2 separate regions of the Homo sapiens genome follow, and region 2 is linked to region 1. A link is an interaction called in ENCODE POLR2A ChIA-PET data of the cell type or tissue named here. Cell type or tissue: MCF 10A. All regions are shown on one strand. Links, peaks and the distances in the headings refer to the core of each region. The heading gives the core; the rest is flanking DNA.

What was found. ChIA-PET counts read pairs that join two places held together with the same protein. Peaks named below come from ENCODE experiments on the same cell type or tissue, not always from the same donor. Only the 100,000 strongest peaks of a DNase experiment are listed, where the experiment ranks them.
Region 2: POLR2A ChIA-PET joins it to region 1 with 5 read pairs; 5 of 35 experiments call an interaction of 5 or more read pairs at or near these places.

Annotation. Positions count from the first base shown.
Region 1 is chr11:111,508,057-111,512,455 of GRCh38, forward strand. It overlaps BTG4 (BTG anti-proliferation factor 4), which reads right to left and starts at 4,330. Exons shown (of 5, transcript NM_001367975.1): 1 at 4,125-4,330. MIR34BHG (MIR34B and MIR34C host gene) reads left to right here and starts at 2,546. Exons shown (of 2, transcript NR_147706.1): 1 at 2,546-2,816. RefSeq lists an enhancer at 1,986-3,185. In MCF 10A, for the core only: no CTCF peak of the experiment used is centred there; a DNase peak (open chromatin) is centred at 2,495.
Region 2 is chr11:111,559,353-111,563,751 of GRCh38, forward strand. It overlaps LAYN (layilin), which reads left to right. Exons shown (of 7, transcript NM_178834.5): 7 at 743-2,393. The coding sequence ends at 1,106. Among named protein-coding and RNA genes, the nearest start is that of LAYN, 21 kb to the left of the region's middle. RefSeq lists a silencer at 2,652-2,946. In MCF 10A, for the core only: no CTCF peak of the experiment used is centred there; no DNase peak of the experiment used is centred there.

The sequences.
Region 1 (4,399 bases), core at 270-4,269:
TTCTCTGACTAGATTTTCCCCCTCAACACCTCTACTTTTCGTCGAAGTCTGGAAGTTAATCTTATTCCGTTTGTTCACTTGAACCAGTTATCAACCAAGTCATGCAAAGTTTCCTTCACAAAGTTTCTCTCTTCATCCCATATTTTCTACATCACCTCGTACTGAAATTTACTAATCTCCTAAATGGTCTTTCAGTCTCCTCTGTCTCTCCCTCTTCTAATCTATGCTACTTTATGAATCCTTATAAAACAACACATTGTATACATCTGGGGCTCCTTGAGCAGAATAATGAAATTGAAACTCCCTGGGCTTTTTTTTTTTTGGTGAACTTCACAGAAACGTATGAGCAGGCAGGTAAGTAGGATCATGGAGGACTTTAAATGTTAAAGTCCTCTTTAATCTTATTTCCCCAATGGGAACACACTCATTGCTCTTCCAATTGGCCTTATACATTACAATCTCCATAAATTTGCTTGTGTTTTTCCTTCACAAATTGCTCCTGCTACCAAAACATTCCCTCTTCATCTCTAGTATTTTTGCTTCTAGGCTCATCTTTTCCATATAGCCTTCTCTGTGTCCTAACCTTTGATAATTTTCCTTTTCCTTTTTCCTAAATGTTGGCAATAATGAAGTTTGTATTAGTCATCAGGATTCCTGAAGCACTTTTTCATATAACCATCTTGATATTAAATAATTATATATAATATAAATAGAATATATAACACAAACATGAATTCTTAATCTATTACTATAAGTTATATTAAGATATATTCATATTACATACTAATATAATTAACATATTAATTATCTATATATACACACATTGTCCATCTCACCAACTAGACCACATAAATCCTTAGAGATTGTTCTCTAAAGATGGAAAATATGCAACCTGTTTGCTCCTACTGAAGCCATACCTAAGAGCTCCGGCAACTTTAATTATAGAGACTATTTTGTTAGACTGCTTATGATTTACCTGAAAGATAAATTAACATTTTATACTGAAAGCAACAGTATTGATTAATCAATAAATATAAACAAGAAGCTAATTAAGAATCTGGTGCACTCTTACTAATGAGAGTACAATGAAATGAAACTAGAAATATGGAATTATAAAAACCGCTGGCAGTTCATTTTAGCTCAAAAGAAAATCTTCTCCCATAAATAGATTCAATTATTTTTAGTTCTTCAAAGGCACTGAATTGACTTCAATTTAGTCTTGCTTCAACATATAAACTAGTTTCTAGGTATACTATCAAGAAGTTTAATAATCTGACATTTATTGATCTATAAACCAAGATATGGTTTTATATTTCCTATGAGTAAATATGCATTTAAAAAAACAGGTTTAGGCCAGGTGCAGTGGCTCACTCCTGTAATGCTAGCACTGTGAGAGGCCAAGGGGGGTGCGGTGGATCGCCTGAGGTCAGGAGTTCGAGACCAGCCTGGCCAACATAGTGAAACCCCATCTCTACTAAAAATACAAAAAATTAGCCAGGCATGGTGGTGGGCGCCTGTAATCCCAGCTACTCAGGAGTATGAGGCAAAAGAATCGCTTGAACCTAGGAGACAGAGGTTGCAGTGAGCCAAGATCACGTCACTGCACTCCAGCTTGGGCAATAAGAGCAAAACTCCATCTCAAAAAAAAACAAAAACAAAAACAAAAACAAAAACAAAACAGGTTTATAAAGAAGCTGCTAAAATCCAGTAATTTCTAATTAGTCTAATTCTTCATTTCTTCCTCTTCCAACAACATCCTTCAAAAGCTGTGGGAGATGGTGAGTTTGTATGTATTGAAGGGAGGGATATGTTGTCTCCAATTGTCTCCATCTTTTTTTTTCTTTTTTCTTTTTTCTTTTTTTTTTTTTTTTTTGAGATGGAGTCTTGCTCTGTCACCCAGGCTGGAGTGCAGTGGCACGATCTCGGCTCACTGCAACCTCTGCCTCCCGGGTTCAAGCTATTCTCCCACCTCAGCCTTCCAAGTAGCTGGAACTACAGGCGCGCACCACCACGCCCAGCTGATTTTTGTATTTTTAGTAGAGACAGGGTTTCACCATGTTGGCCAGGATGGTCTCTATCTCTTGACCTCGTGATCCGCCCGCCTTGACCTCCCAAAGTGCTGGGATTACAGGTGTGAGCCACAACCCCCGGCCTGTCTCCACCTTTTCTAATTCCCAATTCCCATCAATCTAGTCTTGTATCTAGAAGTGGTAAATTAAGTCAATATAAATGTGCCAAAGCTAAAGCAGAAGGTATTTGTTTTCTACACTCTTCTTGGCTTCCTCCTAGTCATCAACCTTGTCTCTCCTGATAGCTCCTTTTCCATCTCCCTAATCACCAAAAGCCCAGAAATTAAAACAGTAAACAATTCCCCTGAAAGGTGCCTTCCTTGTACTGTCTAAAACAAATGCAATCCTCTGTGTGGGCATTTAAAACACCACAAGCATTCTTACTTAGATTAAATCATGGGTCTCCCTGGTCTCCAGGCATGCCTAGACATGAACCATAAAGGGAATGAGATCCTTGGAGTTTCTCTAGTAACTGCAGGCCAAATCAACAGCAACCCTAAGAACAAGCATTCTTTTTTTTTTTTCAACAGAACTAGGCCACACATATTTTTTGTCGTTATTTAAATTTTTAGTTGTACTACATAGAAAATAAACTCATTTTAAAAAGTTATTTCAGTAGGCAATGCATCTTCATGACTTTTACATATGAGTTTTATTTTTTATTACTTTTGAAGAAAAGTCTGTAGAAACCTACTTTTCAAGGCATCTGACCCAACCATTGCCTTGGATGGCAGCAATCCAGCTCAGGTAAGATATTTAAGATGCAACTAATAATCATAAAACATCAGTTGGGAAGAAGTGTTCGATATAGTATTGGGTAAAAGTGACTAACAATTTGGTAGAAGAGAATCATTTTTATAACTATCTCCTAACCAAGATTTCTCTAAGTCTGCATATTGTTAATGGAATGAAGACTATTTTGCTCCTAGTTTCATGTATGTATATTTAGGTGAATGTGAGTCATTTATGTAATGTGTGCTAAAACACCGTGCCCCTCACAAAGATAAGATGAATACAAAATACAGTTATTGTAGATGGCTTGTCTTTCACAATTTAATTCTACGAGTTAATTTTTACAATTAACATTTTCTGTGCTACATATTTTGTATTTTGGTTTCTTTCCCTTCACTATGGGGTGTACAGAACAAAGTATGCATTTGGAAAAAAAGTGCTGTCTTTCATATGCAAAGAAAATGCTATAACTTATTCAAACATCCTTGGGCAGTTCTTTAGTTGTTTTAATAGTGTGAGTTTGTAGTTTGTATTGAATGATCCAGATGACCTGCCCCTGTTCATGTTACTTGTGGCATCTATGAGACCATTTGCTGGTTTTAGGGAATCAATCTATAGGTGGGAAGTTTTCTTTTGCAGAAACTAATTTAGAACTAAGCCTTTGGTGTCAGCAATGGGTGCTCTATACTGGATGCATGAAGACCATATTTCTAGGGGAGGCTGCTTCCAGCTGAATTTCACAAGGTGAGGATAAAGAGAACATTCCTTATCCTCTCCTGATTAATTCATTAAAGGCAAAGGAGGGGAAGGAAAGTTATTAGCAGAGATCTCCCAGAAGTCCTCTGTAACTGTCCCTTTTGCCCAACTGTCACAAGATACTGTTTTTCTGGCATCCACAGCCCTAACCCTGAATATCCAAATGTACTCGTGCATCAAGGATCTACTCAAGTCTCACCTCCTCTGGGAACCTTCTTTGACCTATTACAGCTCTCATTGAGGACCTCCCTTCTATTTCTGATACAAATAGTTTCTACTATTCTAAATAGTCCCTAGTTTAGTAATTTATTATATATATACTGTCTTGAATGGTATGGCCTTGATCTCAAGAGGACCACGATTTGATGTAACTAACAAGCTGCCTGGCTCACTATTTGACTAGAAGGCCCAGGCTTCACATCACTGCATGGCCCTCTAAGAGTATAAGGCCAAGTCCCCAACAGAGCACAGAGGTGCAGATGAGACTCTCCAAGCCATCCTCCCATATGTCAGAGGCTACCCAAGCCCACCTCCATTTGGAAAATTCAAACCTATAATTTGAGGTACCTGGGAAGCCGCTTTCCCAGGGCGGAATGGTCACGGAAACTGGGTAGGCTGGGGGCCTTCTTGGGGAATGAGGGAGTGGAGGAGCTCTTTGTCCCTCCTGCTAGATCAGAAAGAGAAACGTCTCAAGAATCTGGGCCTCCATCTTCTAGGCGTCTCCCTTGGAGGCCCTTCAGGGACCGCCCACAGCGCTTTCTCTCAGCCTCCTCCCCCCCCCCATCCCCTCCCCCACCCGCCCCGTCTCGCGCCCGCCCCGCCCCTCGGCCCGCGGGGTTCCA
Region 2 (4,399 bases), core at 75-4,074, 51 kb after region 1:
CTGCTGTTTTATCTCTTACATTCATAATGGAAGGACATGCTAAATTTCACTTATGGATGAGTCGTGTTTTTTGTTGTTTTGGTTTTATTTTATTTTATTTTATTATTTTATTTTATTTTATTTTATTTTTGAGACAGGGTCTCACTCTGTCGCCCAAGCTGGAGTGCAGCGGTACCATCACAGCTCACTGCGGCCTTGACCTCCCAGGTTATCCTCCCACCTCAGCCTCCCAACTAGCTGGGACTGCAGGTGTGCACCACCATGCCTGGTTAATTTTTGTATCTTTTATAGGGACGGGGTTTTAACATGTTGCCCAGGCTGGTCTCAAACTCCTGGGCTCAAGTGATCCACCTGCCTCAGCCTCCCAAAGTGTTAGGATTACAGGCGTGGGCCACTGTGCACAGCTGAGGTGTTTTTTTGTTTTTTTGGGTTTTTTTTGTAATGTGGTATTTTTTCTCTATTCAGTTCTATCCCTGGACACTCCAGGGACTCTAGGGAACCCCAGGATAATAACCCTGCCCACACTTGGGCAGCAGTGAATGACAGATACACAATCACTTTGAACATAACATCTCCCTGTTTGGTTCCCTCCCACTCCGAAGCCCTGGCCTGTAAGTTACATAGACGAGACATGCAGCTGGGTGACTGCCCAGGGCTGCTTCCTCTCGTCTCAACAGGAAGCACAAGGGTATTCTCAATCACCTGGTCTAAAACACTCAGCCCTGGTTTTCTTTCTTCCTAGAAAACGGGAGCAGCCAGACCCTAGCACAAAGAAGCAACACACCATCTGGCCCTCTCCTCACCAGGGAAACAGCCCGGACCTAGAGGTCTACAATGTCATAAGAAAACAAAGCGAAGCTGACTTAGCTGAGACCCGGCCAGACCTGAAGAATATTTCATTCCGAGTGTGTTCGGGAGAAGCCACTCCCGATGACATGTCTTGTGACTATGACAACATGGCTGTGAACCCATCAGAAAGTGGGTTTGTGACTCTGGTGAGCGTGGAGAGTGGATTTGTGACCAATGACATTTATGAGTTCTCCCCAGACCAAATGGGGAGGAGTAAGGAGTCTGGATGGGTGGAAAATGAAATATATGGTTATTAGGACATATAAAAAACTGAAACTGACAACAATGGAAAAGAAATGATAAGCAAAATCCTCTTATTTTCTATAAGGAAAATACACAGAAGGTCTATGAACAAGCTTAGATCAGGTCCTGTGGATGAGCATGTGGTCCCCACGACCTCCTGTTGGACCCCCACGTTTTGGCTGTATCCTTTATCCCAGCCAGTCATCCAGCTCGACCTTATGAGAAGGTACCTTGCCCAGGTCTGGCACATAGTAGAGTCTCAATAAATGTCACTTGGTTGGTTGTATCTAACTTTTAAGGGACAGAGCTTTACCTGGCAGTGATAAAGATGGGCTGTGGAGCTTGGAAAACCACCTCTGTTTTCCTTGCTCTATACAGCAGCACATATTATCATACAGACAGAAAATCCAGAATCTTTTCAAAGCCCACATATGGTAGCACAGGCTGGCCTGTGCATCGGCAATTCTCATATCTGTTTTTTTCAAAGAATAATAAAATCAAATAAAGAGCAGGAAACAGAGTGTTAGTCTGTGTCTACAGCCCTTCCTCTGCATGTGGCCACAGGGGACCTTTTTTTGTTTCTCCTGACATCCAGACTTGGAAATATCTAACTACTTGCAAAACTAAAAATGAGGCCAGGCGCAGTGGCTGACGCCTGTAATCCCAGAACCTTGGGAGACCAAGATTGGAGGATAGCTTGAGTTCAGGAGTTCCAGACCTTCCTGGGCAAAATAGTGAGACTCTGACTCTACAAAAAATTTAAAAATTAGCAGGGCATGGTGGCATGCGCCTGCAGTCCCAGCTACTCAGGAGGCCGAGGTGGGGGAATTGCTTGAGCCCAGGAGGTTGAGGCTGCAGTGAGCTAGGATCACGCCACTGCTCTCCTGCGTGGGCAACAGAATGAGACCCTGTCTCTAAACAAAAATATTTTTTAAAGAAACTAAAAATGAAATTTGAGTCTCAGCTTCTAGGCTTATGTACTCCCATCCCTGATACTACACGTTGTTCTGTTTGCATGTTTGTTACTGCAGCATCAACATAACATGACTAATAATGATGACAGTTCTACCTTTTGTTGACAGACCTCATTGTTTCAATTGTGTTTGGCCTCAAATTCAGAGAAAAGTTTCTCAGCCCAGCATCAATCATATACACATTGGAGGTCTGAAAGCCATTATTTAAATCACCAGCAATTTCCCTCAATCAGCTTCATAATCTCATATTTTAACCTTTCCTCATATGTCTTATTTTTTAATAGCTCAGCAACTTTGCTTCACATATGGAGCCCCAACCTCTAGAGTTAACTAGTCTGGGTCAAAGCAGTATCGAATGTAGTGGATTGGAATCCCTGCCAAATTATCTGCCCTACTGCAGAACTGAATATACTAGGAAACAAAACTCCCTGTTTTGGGAAGTGTGTTTTGTGGTTACATTTCAAGCAAAAACTGAGCACATGGTCCTGAAGGACTGATTCACTGCTCTAAAATGCCCAAGGTTCCATTCTTGCTTCAGACAGCCTCGCTCTATCATCTGCCCTGTATCCTGCACTGTGCCCCACAACTCTGGCCCTTATTACACTGCAAGCTTCGCTAGTAGGAATCCTATCTGCCGGTCAGCATCATGGGTCCTGCAACCCATGGCAGCACCTTGCAGGGTAGGCAATCAATGTCTATTGAATGGATGAACAATGCATCTTTTCAGACTGATGTCAAATAGTTTGAATATTTCAGCTTAAAAGTTTGTTTTTCACAGTCCCCCTAGGTGGAGGAGGTAACTGAGTCATTGTAATTGGAATGCCTCCCAAGAAGGAAGCATAGTAACAAGTAAACAGATGCTGGTGAATTGTGCTAACAACTTACTTTATGTCACTCATGCTTGAACTGAGGACCCACTGTTAATCTATAAAGGGAGTAAGGTTGTAATCAGAACAGACCCTCAGCATCTTCCCTTCCCTTTTTTCATTAATGTGTTGTCTCTTCTGGGACCTAGAGATCTCTTCTGTGTTTGTACACAGCCAGTCTTACCCTGCATTTTAATTATTCACTTTCTTTTTCCTCCTCAGGTTTACTAGCCTGAGTTTACCCAACTCCATTTCTATCTCTAATAATTGCACTTCACTTATGTAACAAATATTTGCTAAATGTTAAGGGTTTGCTATGTTCCCGTTGAGCTTGAGCTTATTCATTAAGCTAGTATCATATGGAAATTTAGTAAGTTTGTTTCATAATTGCTATGATTTGAATGTTTGCCCCCTTCAAAACTCAGGTTGGCCAGGCATGTTGGCTCATGCCTGTAATCCCAGCACTTTGGGAGGCTGAGGCAGGAGGATTGCTTGAGCCCGGGAGTTCAAGACCAGGCTGGGCAACATAACGAGACCCCGTCTCTACAAAAAATAAGAAAATTAGCTGGGTGTGGTAGTGCATGCCTATAGTCCCAGCTATGCAGGAGCTGAGGTGAAAGGATTACTTGAGCCCAGAGGTCAAGGTTGCAGTGAGCTCTGATCATGCCACTGCACTCCAGCCGGAGTGACAAGTGACATCCTGTTTCAAAAACAAACCAACCAAGAAAAAAAGACAAAAAAAACCTCATGTAGAAACTTATTCCCCAATGTGGCAGTATTGACAGGTGGGGTCTTTAAGAGATGATTGGGTCATGAGGGCTTTGCCCTCATGGATTAATGGGTTTTCACAGGAGTAGGACTTGTGGCTTTATAAGAAGAGGAACAGAGACCTGAGCTAGCACCCTCAGGCCCCTCACCGTGTTACGCCCTGCGCTGCCTCAGGACTCTATAGAGAGTCTCCACCAGCAAAAAGACGCTCCCACATGCAGCCCCTCAACCTTGGACTTCTCGGCCTCCAGAACTATAAGAAATACATTTTGTTTCTTTATAAATTACCCAGTTTTAGGTATTCTGTTACAAGCAATAGGAAATGGACGAAGACAACCATTTAAAACCGTATTTCCCAACCTTTTTTTCCACTGTGACACACATGACAGATAAAATGTATGTATCAGACAACCACTTTGGTCTCTTTACTCGACAAGCATTCCTGTTTGTTTGTTTGTTTGTTTGTTTTTTGAGACGGAGTCTCGCTCTGTTCCCTAGGCTGGAGTGCAGGGTCATGCGATCTTGGCTCACTGCAGCCTCCACCTCCTGTATTTGCAACTTTTCTTAGTTTGAAATTCTTTAAGGAACAGCATCTGCAAACACAGGTACTGGAATGGTTGGTAACATATTACTTGCAGCACACCTTCCATCTAAGCTCAGCACACAGGGGTTTGCCATGATGTTGGAGTTGAGAGCATC